Linked DNA regions of Homo sapiens: region 1 is linked to region 2. A link is a contact called in ENCODE Hi-C or POLR2A ChIA-PET data. All regions are on one chromosome and are shown on one strand. The core of a region is the stretch at or near the end of the contact, and the rest is flanking DNA. Distances in the headings are between cores, read along the strand shown.

Region 1 (6,204 bases), core at 885-3,384, 37 kb before region 2:
TTTCTTCAACAAGAAACAAGACAACATGGATTGAGCTCTTTTTTGAAAGCATTTATTACTGAATTGGTATTCATTGTTTAAAATTTAGAAAACCAGAAAAAGGCAAAAAGGAAAAAGTTATCACCCATCATTATTATAACATATTCCTTTGCAAGGTTTTTTCCTATGTGCATAAAATCTGGTAGCCTATTTTCCTCGTTTAACATAATATCGTAACTATTTTCTTTTGCTTTTATTTCCATGTTTACTGAGCACCTACTATGCCTCAAGGACTGTGCGAGGCTCTGAAGATTTTAAACTGGGCCTGAGAATGCAAAGGACTATTTCTGAGACAGAGAAGCAGGGGCACATGATTGAGGCAGAGGACTACCACCTTCACATTTTAAAATGTGGGGAATGAGCTCTTTGCTGATAAAAGTAGCCACAAAGTCACCATAAGAATAGTTTGCATGAAAATCTGGTGTCTGTTACACTGACTATGCCAGAGAATCTTAATTTATACAATAGGAGAATTTTAGGGTTTGCTAGAATTTCCAGAAAAGGCCAAAAGTGCATTTAATGAGGTCAGTTTTTGAATGGGGTCATTCTCTAAGCAGCTTTTGTATTAAAGATGTCATGTTTTAAAAGTGAAGATTGGGATCAGCTCTTTTGGCCTACTGCCAACTAATCAGAATGGATACTGGGTGCAGTTGGAGCACAGCCTGCAGATGCCCACTGGGTGGGACTATCACAGTGGCCCCATAGTTGACGGATCACAAGGAGGCCTGGGAGAGTCCAAGGAAGAGGCTGGGTGGTCAGAGCAAGAGTGGAGGACTCTCAGGGGCTTAGGGACACAGCTGTTCACCAACTGGCACAGTAGTCTTTCAATATTTTAAGAAACATACACCGTAGCAGGGCATCCTGGCAACCAAACCCACCTGAAGAGCATCTTTTCCTCTTGAGTCATCAACACGCACTCTTAGCAGCCAGCAGACAGAGCTTTCCAATTGTTGAGCAGATTACTTCAGGGCTGTACAGGTAGCAGGCCCAGGAGGGATTTGGCAGGGCCAGGACATGCACATTCAGTTGGGTTTGAAAGCTCTGGGAAGTAGTGATGAGAGAAAACCCTCCTCCTCCCCACCCAGCCCAGGGTTACTCTTCTCCCACCCCTCCACAAATAGACAAACACAGTGTTCTTTGGAGTTTCACAGCAATCATTACTGGTAGTAATGAGCTAACTCTTTATATTCGCAATGTGTGTACCCTTGGAAGATGCACTTAGATGCTCTCAAAATGGTTGAAAGAGGACAGGAGATCTCCAACCAGGGGAAGAGGAGGTGACTGAGAGATGAGGTGTTAGCTTGCACAGCAACAATCAGCCATTCTTCACTGCCAAAGCACAAGGCACTCAAGTAGGCTGTTGACAGCCTCCTGCTGGGGGGTTTTAGACACCAGGATAAGTTGCTTATGGAGATCAGCGTAGCAGAAGGGTCAGGAAGCAGAGGTTCAGATTGCCTCTCTGCCAGACCCTATGAGATCTCTTAGCTTTTCTGCATCTCGGTTTCCTCGTCTATGAAATGGTCGTATCTCACAGGGCTGTTTGAAGAGTAAATAAGATAATGTTTCCAAAGTGCTTAGCACTGCATCTGACACAAAGCAAAGCCCAAAATAAAAAGAGCTATTAATGTGAAATTGCCTTCTTGTGAATTATTTTATTACAAATTTATGGAGTGGTTCATTTATTGAAAACTTATGGACTTTAAATATCCTAATTTTAGAAAAGATGTAGGAAGAAAAGATAAAACATGAGTTGTAATGTTCTCTAACTTTGTTTTTATAGGAGACATGGAAATTTACACTACAGAAGGCAAGACAAATTGTCAAGAAGTCCCCGATTCTGGTAAGCACTAAGCACGTAGAACGCCAGCCTTTTCCTTGGCATGTCCTCTCTCACTGGCCCCGGCTTTCACATCCCAAAGGCAAGGACTACTCCGGATATAAGCCTGCAACATGCCATAGCTACGTGGGGATGGAAGTAGGAATGTGAACTGCTTCCACTTGTGTTTCCTGCCTTCTCACTACAGTGTGGTTTTTCAGCCTCAGCACTGCTGACACCTGGGGCAGAATAATCCTTTGTTGTGCAGGCTGTCCTGGGCTTTGTAGGGTGTTCAGCAGCAACCCTGGCTTCTACCTACTAGATGCCAGCAGCACCACCATCCACCCCTCCCCAGTCACAACAACCAACAATGCCTCCCAGCATTGCCAAATGTCCCCTGGAAGGCAAAATCACCCCCAGTTGAGAACTGCTGCTTTCCAGTAGACCGTCTTGGAGGAGGCTGTATCCTCCTGCTTCTCCACTTTCTAAAAATGTGACCTTAAGCACGGTGCTCAACTTCACTGAGCCCCAGTTTTCTTGTCTGTAAGACAAGGATGATAATAGCGTCCTCCAGTGTCAGTACTGATAGAGTTGAGAGTGCAGAGAGCATCTGGGATCTTGGCTAGGACTTACCAAGTCCTCGATAAATGTGAGTTAGTTATCATAATTTTTATTCATGTTTCCTTAATTTGTCCTCTGTGTAATAACACTCTCGTTCAACAGATAGAATATTTATTTCAGATCAGTTCTCGCAGGCTTACGTATTTGACTTAGGCCCTGGTTGCAAATCAGCCCATTTGAAAAGGAAGCAGAAAAGTAGATCTTTAAAGCACGACATTATCCTCAATGCCAAAGATACTGGCAGTAAGGAAGCATCCATCAGCAATGGGCAATGGGAGGGCAAAGACCTCGTCCTTGGCTTCTCCCTGCTGGCTAGCTCATCATTCACCTTGATACACTACATTTGAGGTATTATTCATTTGGCAACATAGAAATAAAAGGGAGGAAAATCCCTCATGGCTAGGCTTGCCAGATTTCGCAAGTAAAAATATGGGATGCCCAGTTAAATTTGAATTTCAGATAAACAACGAATAGTGTTTTAGTATATCTAGTGTAATATTTTATCTGGCAACTCTGCTCATGGAGGGCCTATGGGTTTTTATGAACAAGGCCAATAAATACATGTTAAGTGACAGGCAATATGTAGGCATTTCTACATAACTGATTAATCAATCACAATGTCTGCATTGACAATCATTATTTAATTCAGTGAATAATTAAGGGCCAACAGTAGCCCGTTGAGCTAATTTGCTTAAGTTGTTGAATAAGATATTAAAAGACCACAGGAAACTCTTGACCACCCCCTTCAGAACTCTGAGCAGAAATGGAGAACAATACAATTGGTATTTTATTCTTCTCCACACACCCCTAAAAACGTATTCTCCAGGCATTGTTTACTTCAGTAGCAAAAACTGCCTTGGCATTAACTCCTAATTAGGATTTTACAATTTTTTACTTCTGTCACCAGAATTGCAAGCATAATTCACGGGGCAGGATTCCAACAATTACTCGCGAGAAGTGAAAAAAAAAATTCTACTGAACAATTCAACAATAAAAATACTCTTCTGAAACCTCCACCAATTTATTTGCTCTCCAGATTACAGCTATCAAGGCAAAAATAAACAGAAAATGCAAATAAGTGTGTCTGAAAAAACTGCTCGGAGAGTAATTAATAATTCCACTGTGATGGCTGATATAACTTCAGACCTGGCCAGGGTACAGAAAGCTGCACTCAGTAGGTTCCATATCATTTCAGCACAGCCTATCGGTTGGTGAGAATTCAGACTTGAAAACAGTTATGCATTATTGAAGGAGATCAAACATTCCAGATAAAGCCTGGATCTCAATGAGGCCATGAGAGGATCCTAGAGGGAACATTTCATGGATTTGGCAGAGCATCGAGCATCTAAGAGCACCTGAGTTATGGAATCATTTCATTCTCAAATAGATAGAGTATTTTTGTCATCAGCCCCATTTTATAGATGAGAGGACTGAGTCTCGGGTAGGTTAAGTTATGTGCTCACCCCACATAGCTAGTAGGTGAGAAACCCCACGTTTAAATCCAGAGCTAGCTATCTCCACGTTCAGTACCCTTTCTACTAGGCCAGTAGCTTTCAACAAGGCCTCCTTAGTACTAAACTTTGGGGAGCACCATTTACGTCACAGGCTATGCGGATATTGGGATCGTACAGTGGACAACCTGTGCAGTTACAAATGACAGCCCTGATCACAAACCCACCCGCTCAATAGAATCATCTGGGAAGCCTATAAAAATTGCCGAGATCCAAACCCCACCCTAGACCAATTAAACCCAGGTAATATAATACACGACAAGGGTTGAAAAGCACTTTGCCACACAGAAATTCAGTTTCAGCCTGGCTGTGTACAGAAGAGTGATGACTGTCCCACTTTGACCTTCCATTTACCCCATTCAGCCCATTTTTCTTTATTCAACCCGTTTGTTGTTCTGCATTCATTTGACATCCTGGTGCATGGGGAAGCTCAGGAAGCCGGTTAAATAGATTGCAAAGCAAAGATGCTGCATGACTCCTGTCCCCAGGGACAGCCCTGATTTGAGACTCTCATTTTAGATGGGATTAGATGCAGCCAGTTGCAATATTTTAAATGTATTGCTGAGTTAATAACAGCCCACATTTTGTCTCTATCTAGCAAAGTTCAAATTGAAAGGAGGAGGCTGGCAAATAGGCAAGCAAGACTCATACAATGTTGCTCGGGGCCCATCTCAGTTCTCTTTGTAAGAGAAGGGTGGTCTTTCCCATACTATGTAATGAAAAGACCAGATAATCAAAACCTCAGTCTAACCAGGAGGAATTCTAGGGGCCCCTATATCATCTGCCACCCACTTAACCCCAATTTCTACACAATGAATGGCAAAGACAGCTGCAGCCATCAGGCTGAATTTTGACAGCAAACAGCTGTGCAATTATATAATAGTATTCTATTGCACCTTTTGTCTAGTAATTATAAAACTGTTCATATCAATTTTTAATAGTTTGCTATTACCAGTGTTAAAATCTAGACTGTTGTTAGGAGAATTAGACCAAGGCCTTCAGACTAAACTGAATATTAAAAGTACCTCAAACATTCAAATGCAACCTGACTTTGGACTCTGGATCTCAGATAGTGTCTGTATTTCCGAAGTGCTGTCAATGTTGTAGTGTAGCAGGACAAGCCGCAAACAAAACTCCTCAGACACCGAGTTAAAGAAGGAAGGGATTTATTCGGCCAGGGGCATCGGCAAGACTCCTGTCTCAAGAGCCGAGCTCCCCGAGTGAGCAATTCCTGTCCCTTTTAAGGGCTCACAACTCTAAAGTGATGCGCGTGAGAGGGTCGTGATTGATTGAGCAAGCAGGGGGTACGTGACTGGGGGCTGCATGCACCGGTAATTAGATTGGAACAAAACAGGATAGGGATTTTCACAGTGTTTTTCTATATAATGTCTGTAATCTATAGATAACATAACCGATTAGGTCAGGGGTCAATCTTTAACTACCAGGCCCAGGGTGTGGCGCCGAGCTGTCTGCTTGTGGATTTCATTTCTGCCTTCGAGGTTTTACTGTTTCTTTCTTTGGAGGCAGAAATTGGACATAAGACAATATGAGGAGTGGTCTCCTACCTTAGTAGAAGCTTATGCTGATGCTTGTTTTGCAGTGTGTCCACAATCCTGATCTTAGTCAGCTACTAAGTCTCTGGAGTCACCCTTCTAACCACCCCTTCTTCACACCATCACCCTCCTCCGCCCTGTTTCCCATCAGTGCTTCCCAACTCGTGGCAATATTGCCCCTTGCTCCCACCCTGGGGACATTTGGCAGTGTCTGGAGGCAGATTTGGCAATGTCTGGAGGCAGATTTGTGCGGCGGGCATCTGGGGGTCACAGGCCAGAGATGCTGCCCAGCATCTCACAGTGCACAGGGCAGCCCGCACAGCAAAGACTGAATTATTATCGGCTCAACATGGCAATAGCACCGAGGTTTGAAACCCTGAGATAGGGCCTTGGGGTCTCTTATCTCAAATGATCCTTCTCCAGGCCATCTTCCCACGCCTAGAGACATCTTTCCGAAACGCAAATGTGATTCCTCTGCCTGACACCTCCACGGCTTCCCCACAGTCCTCAGGGTAACATGTAGTGCTGCACTCCAGGCCCCTGCTCCCCGTCCTGTCTCCTTCCTTCCATGGTTCACTGCATTCTGCCATTCCGATTCTCCCTCCAGGTGGGAATGTTTGGCATTCCTCTAAGACACCAAGCTTTCTCATACCTCCACAGCACT
Region 2 (6,817 bases), core at 4,135-6,634:
TCAATGCCTGTGCTATCCAGCCTGCTGCTGCAACTAGAGGACAATCTCTTGTCCCCTGGTTAATTATGTCTGTCACCTGCTTCACTCTCCCCCACATTCCTTAGCCATCAAATGGAGCTCATGAAATTACTCATCACAGGGGAAACGCCTAGAATCTCAAGTTCATTGGCATGTGGAAAGAGAAAATTCCATCATTTAAAAATAATGTTAGGTGGTTGGAATTAATTGTCATACACTGTTCATTCATTGTTTTTTCAACTAATTCCTTCCATGCAATTCCTTAGGAGGAGTGGGAGTAGGCAGAGATTATCCAGCCCAGCTCTAGTCAAACGTCTAGGAGGCAAGACTGGCTTCTATATGATTTCCTAGGGAAATCATACAGAATTTCCACTCAAGGAAATGGTTGGGAGTTAGGGCACAGTGATGAGCTAAACCACTAAATTAGGTCATTAGTGATGACCTAATTCCTGCAGGAATATAAGGAAGAGCATGCATGAAGTACAAAGTCCAAAGATTCCAGAGGCAGAAATTGAGGATAGCATCACTAAGCCTGACCGCTAAAGAGCTCAAAGGAAAGCGGAGCAGAAAGCAGCAAAGAGGTCATGGTCTCATGTTGGTAACATATATTTCAGAGCCAACAAGAATGAGTGGATGCATCAGCTCTTCTTAACAGAGCAGGATATGGGCTCAGCTGTGGTCACAGAGTCCCAAATTTGGTGACTTAAGATGGAAGTGTTTCCCTTTTATGTAGTAATCCAGAGGGAAGCAGTCCAGGGCTGGGGGAAAGTTAGGTCATTCTCAACATGCAGCTTCCATCCTGGGGTCTGAGGTAGCTGCCCGTAATCCTGCCACCTGTCACCTGGAGGGAAGAAAAAAGACCAAGTGAAGGCACACATATCCCTTGGGAGAAGTTGGCACGATGGTGGCAAATATCACTTCTTTCTCACACCCCATTGTCCAGAGCTTAGTCATATGGCCATACCAGGCTGCAACAGAGACTAAGAAGTGCAGTCCCTGGCTGGGCAGCCCTATGCCCAACTATCACTGTTCTATTATTAAAGACAGAGAAATAGATAAAGGTGGATAACTGGGGCTCTGGAGGTGAAAAGCACCGGCTCAGCCTCAAAAAATGTAAAGTCTAGCTGGGAAGATAAACAAATAAGCTCACGATAATTAATAATAATAATAGAAAGCAAATATTACCATGTGCTTACCAAACACCAAGTATCCTATTTAACATTATCTTATTTAATACTTGCAATGGTCTGAATGTTGGTGTCCCCCCAAAATTCATATGTTGGAACTAATACCCACTGTTAATATGAAGAGGTGGGGCCGATGAGAAGGGATTAAGTCATCAGGGCTCCATCCTCATGGCTGGGATTGGTACTCTTATAAAAGAGCTCCCTTGCCCCCATGTGAGAATCCAGCAACAAGGCACCATTTACGAAGCAGAGGCCTTCACCAGACCCAAATTTGCCAGCACCTTGATCTTGAACTTCCCAGTCTCCATGAACAGTGAACAATAAATTTCTGTTGTTTATAAATTACACTATAAGGTATCTTGCTATAGCAGAATATAGACAGAGAAAATATAGCAGAATATGGACTATAGCAGGAAATGGACTAAGACAATACTGAAATGACTCTGCTATTATATGTATTTTATAGATAAAGAAACTGAGACTTAGCAAGTTTAGCTAACTGACAAAAGGTTAAACATGGAGCCCAGATACAAACTAAGTCTGTTGGATCCTAGAGTAGAGGTCAGAAAACTATGGCCCTTGGGTCAGACACTGCCCTCCCTGCTTTTGTAAACTAAGTTTCATTGGAACACAGCGATGCCCGTTCACTTACATATTGTCTATGACAACAGCAGAACTGAGCAGTCACAACAGAGACCAAACGGCCTGCAAACCTGAAATATTTACTGTCTATTCCTTTACAGAAAAAGTTTGCCAGCCTCTGCCCTAGTGCTAGAGGGTTAGGTGCAGTCAGCTAGGCATGCACAAGCTACCATGAGACCTAGAAGAGGACACCTAAGAGAGAAAGGCCGGGGCAGGCGAGGAAGGCTCTGAGAGGAAGTCCAGATGTAACCAACCCTTGTCTGTTGATTAGCAACTGAGCAGTCAAGACAGTGGAGCTGGAGGAAGAGCTTGTGGTGAGACCTGGAGGTCTGCGGGGATAGGGGTAGGTTCAGGGGACCCAGATTGTTGACGGGGGTGGGAGAGGAGGGCTGTCAGGAGAGGTTGGGGACATGGAGGTTCCTTGTGGTGGAGGATGACATTGAATAGCTACAGTAGCCTGCAGATTAGGGTTTCCCTACATGGCCAGTCATTGCAGTCAGGTAGGGCACTTATTCAAAATGAGATACTAGGGCCCCACCACAAACCTACCCAATCAGGATCTGTACTTTAAAGAAGCTCCCTGTGAGATTCTGGGAAACACTACTGAAGATGTAGGAAGAGAGTGAGGAAGCAGGGCCCCTGGCCAGAGGTTGCTGCAGTCACCCAGGGCCAGCAGATGTGTATGCCCAGAGGGGTGGAATGGCAAGGTTTTGGGACAGCCTCTTGGTATAAAGTGAAAGAGCGGAGAGAAAGAAAATGAGATCATCATTTATGATCACGGTCATGGGGAACAAGAGCCCAGGTCAGTCCTGGTGAGCAGGTGGCCCCAGTGAGGTCTTCTCCACTTTCCCCTCTGTAACTTGACCTTGGACTTCTTCTGGTATCAAATTCCAGTTATTACCCCCAAAAAAGAAAAACTACCCACATCCCAGACAAATTGCAGTCTGGCTGTTGTAGAAATGACTAAACTTTTACAGAATCAAAGGTATCAGAAGAGTCAGCTTTGAGGACGTGTACCTCTTCGTGCTCATTTCAGGCCCTTGGAGGAATTTTTTTTTTTCTGTTTGTGGAAGAATTTGTTTCAATGGCCTTAGAAAAGAATTGATTTGTGGTTATCTCTGCATATGAGGAGGATATTTTATACTCTTGTTTTCTTGCTTTTATGTATCTAAAAAAAAGTTCAATCACCCTAGGGGATGAAAAAAAAAAAAAACAATGGAAGGAAGGGAATTCAGTAGAAAGAGTTTAACTGTACAATGCGTTCTCATTTGGTATGCGGCAGTGAGAGAAATGCATCCCTCGACTCATTCATTGAATAAATAAATCATAGGGTTAGAGCTTAAGTAATAAATAATAGAAAAGGAAAAGAAAGAAACTAAGAGGAGCTGACAAGGTAAAAATAAATAAATAAAAAGAGCTGCATTCAAGCAAAATGATGAAACATGGAGTGTTATTTGCCATTTTGTCCTCTTTGTATTTACTTGTCATATTTTGCTAGAATTTTTTATTTGATTGTTTATTCACTGCCCCCATAAGCTTTTGTACTGGCAGAGGGTCAAAGAGGAAAGGCTCTACTTTTTCCCTGAAAGTGACTTATTTCGCTGAAGTTGAATGTGCATCGAATAAGCATCGTACCAGGTGCTGAGTAGTTATTGCTACTGATCTGCTGGTGTGTAGTACATTTTAAGTCACTAAATTTGGGGATTACCTGTTACATGAAAATGTGTAACTGTAATACTTGGTGTTTGTTGGTCTCCTTTGGATATGATATGATGAATTTAGCCCTGAGGTTTTGCATGCGGTGTTAGCAATACTGGAACTATTTCCCCCTGGCCCCTCTGTGCTTGGTTCTCTCTTCCTAGCCTTCCAGGACTCACACGTTAGATAAGACTTCCTTCAAGACTCCTTTCTTGAAAGCCCCACATGTGGGGCAGATGTCCCTTCTATGTGCTGACACAGTACTCTGGACTGCCCTTAATGCTACTAACATTTATTGAGCTCTTACAAGTCTAAACGTCATGCATAGATTATCTTTTTTAATTCTCTCAACCACCCAATGAGATAGGTACTATTATTAAGCTATTTTTATTGGTAATGAAACTGAAGCACAGAAGGATTAAGGAAAGACTTCCAGGTTACCCAGATGGGAAGTGTTTATTGTCTGTGCTCCTCTAGACGGTGAGTCCCATGAAGAAGGAGCCCACAGCTGCCTGGTATGGAGTCCAACAGAGTGCCCAGCACAGTCTGGTGCCTGATGTTTCTCTCTCTCTCCCTCCCCTTCCCCCCTCTCCCTCCCTCTTTTCCTCTGTGTGCCTCTGTGTGTATAATGAATCATAGGGCCACAGGGACTTTCCCTCAATATGAGACTCATCTCACACACGGGAGATTATAAGGTTTACAAATCAAATGCACAGAGTTAAATTACTTTCTTGAAGTTGTCTATATTAAAGCCTTAGTTTATGAGAACTGTGCTACCTAATCTAGTTAAGCCTGAGATGACAGAGGCAGAAACCAGATGATATATCCTCTCTCTATTCTCCCAGAACTTCCTCTGCCAGACCCCACTGGAAGGCAGACCTCCAGAGCAGTGGTGTGCGCCATCTCCCGGGGGCCTTTCCCCTGGGTATGTCAGGCCAGACAGGCCCTGGGTGCAGAAGAGTAGGGTGTGTGGGGGTTTCTGTGTAGGGTCACATATGGTTTCAGTATTTTTCCCCAAAATATTCATTCTGCACTCTTCATAAATTAGACACGGTCTCCATACAAGAGAAAGAGAGAAGGAAAAGATGGCGGCAGCTCTCAAATCATCTGTGGACTTCAGAACTTTTCACCCAAAGCAGTATCTGGGAGACTGCCCCCTAAACAGGCAACCAGGAAGCCTCACGTTCAAGGACTATCTAGCCCAGCTTGGCCCATTTTGTGATTTTATGGGATTTGGCAGCTTGGGGGCAAAGCAAGGACCAGATACAAGTGGGCTATGGGAAGCTGAGGATGGTGCTGACCCGGCCTGCTCTACACCTCTCCCTTTCTTGTTCCACCAGAACCTGGGCTCAAATCCCAGCCCTACTATTTACCAGATCTATGACCTTGGCAAGTCATCCCAAGCAGTGGTGTGCGCCGTCTCCCGGGGGCCTTTCCCCGGGATATGTCAGGCCAGACATATCTGAGTTCAGACCAGAGCAGTCCTGGGCCCTGCGCTGCCTTGCATAAGGGATTCTTTCAACAACAGAAAACACAGAAGTCCTCCAGGGGCCTGAATCAACAAGGGAAGGTGCTCATCATAAGAGGGGCCCTCCCAGAGCCTCTCACTGGGTTAAGGGTTGGTCATTTAATTTGCTGCTGTTTGTCTGAGGTGTGAATACTTGTTCTTTATTAGAGGGAATATCCAATCTGATACATGGTAGTTGCTCTAAAGTGTTTGTAGAAGGGAGAGAGGGAGGAGAGGAGGGAGGAAGGCTGCCTCACAGAGTTGTGTAATTGAATTGAACAATTTGTGCAAGTTTTTCCTGTCTCAGTGCCTGGCACATAAGGGGAACCCCGCATTAGTTCTCTTCCCCACTCTCGCTTAATGCAAGTTATCTGGGAAACAGCACATCCAAGCATCATGAGTAGGTTAGACATTTATTTGTAGGACAGATTCATGCAGCAGAGGCTACAGAAATGGGAGTCTGGCAGGAAAGTGTGTGTGAAAGCCAAGGAAGGCTCTGAAAGTTGCATAATGTGGTGCTCCCACAAGAAAGGCACTAAGGTAATGGGAGCGGTGGGGACCTGAGCAGATGGGAGGCAGTGTGGTGGCACGGTGGGACTGAGAGGCAGAAAGCAGGAGGAACCCTGCTTACCTTCTGCAAGCGCCACTGCAGGACAGACGGAGGAGGAGCCAACTAGCGGAACTGGGAGACCCATGGTTCCAACGCTAAGCAGGTAGCCCTTGTCTTTGATTCCCGGGCCTTGAAACTCTCCAGCGTTATTAAAAATACCAACCCAAGAGCTATTTTCTTTTTTTGGTAAAGTAACAATCCCCCATCTGCTTTGAGACTTTAATTCTGGGGAATGGATAAAACAATGCTTATTTAACTGGTGATGACATTTTTTATCTTTTTCCAACAGCAGTTACTTAGATTCCTCCAAGTGACTTTGTACTGTTTGAAAATAATCCATTCAGGTCTAATGCAGGTACATGTAATAGAAAAGGGAATATACTGTGTAGATTGTCCACAGCAGTGCAGGATGGAGAGAGCCCAAATGTAAACAGTGAAGGAAAGGCACTGAGGATACTCCCTGCTTTGCTGGAAGACTGGCAGAATCAGATGAATGAGGGATTGGTGTCATTACTCTCTTTCTCCCACACAACAAAGCTTTAAGAACATCAATTGCTTGCTGACATTAGGGCTTAAAATATTACCAAATTCGAATTATTGTATTTACTAAATATCCATCAAAAATGGGAACCAGTGGGCTTTCTCGATGCATGGAAATACACACACACATACCCACACACAGGGAAACGTTAAATGAAACTATTACACAAAATAGTAAACATGTGCCAACTATGCTGTAAAAATAAATATCTATCATTGATAAAGGTCAGAAGAAATTTTGAAGCAATGCGGTAGTGATCTAACACTCACTAGGTTGCTCACGCTCTTTAAGTTTGGAAAATTTTTCTTGGTAAATATTCAGTCTTTTTCACATATGTACATTTAAGGTACATTTAAAACGAGTTTCCTAAGAACATAAATGCTCAAGAGGAATAAGCAGGAGTTGATGAGGAAAATCTTAATTTGCATTCCTCCTGCCTCAAATGCCTGAAGTATCTTGGATATAATGTTGCGTGAATAAGGCTTTTAGTGTTTAATGTGATAGGACTTAAACATTCTCTTTTTGCTAGGGTCTATAAAACATTTGCTATTAATAGCCACTACTTTTCATTTTTATCTACCAAATTTACTAAGGAAAAAAAATATGCCAAGGCT

What was found. A loop is a pair of places that touch in the nucleus more often than their neighbours do. ChIA-PET counts read pairs that join two places held with the same protein, here RNA polymerase II (POLR2A). Pooled maps may share reads with other maps.
Region 1: a pooled map shows a loop between it and region 2 (2.0-fold over the local background). The contact joins the enhancer-like site here to the promoter of AOAH-IT1 in region 2. A Hi-C loop is called at or near these places in 2 of 168 maps with a recorded cell type or tissue (CD8-positive, alpha-beta T cell and naive thymus-derived CD4-positive, alpha-beta T cell) and 5 of 50 pooled maps. POLR2A ChIA-PET finds 5 or more read pairs at or near these places in 8 of 52 experiments (CD4-positive, alpha-beta T cell, CD4-positive, alpha-beta memory T cell, CD8-positive, alpha-beta T cell and 4 more).

What each region holds. Positions count from the first base shown.
Region 1 is chr7:36,633,526-36,639,729 of GRCh38, reverse strand. It overlaps AOAH (acyloxyacyl hydrolase), which reads left to right. Exons shown (of 21, transcript NM_001637.4): 5 at 1,820-1,879. Among named protein-coding and RNA genes, the nearest start is that of AOAH-IT1, 37 kb to the right of the region's middle. Within about 2 kb of position 2,134, at least 2 of the 41 ENCODE cell types and tissues checked have a DNase peak (open chromatin) inside an H3K27ac peak, as active enhancers do; they include CD8-positive, alpha-beta T cell, where a contact is called at or near this core.
Region 2 is chr7:36,598,687-36,605,503 of GRCh38, reverse strand. It overlaps AOAH-IT1 (AOAH intronic transcript 1), which reads left to right and starts at 5,384. Exons shown (of 3, transcript NR_046764.1): 1 at 5,384-5,761. All of the region lies in intron 11 of AOAH (acyloxyacyl hydrolase), which reads left to right.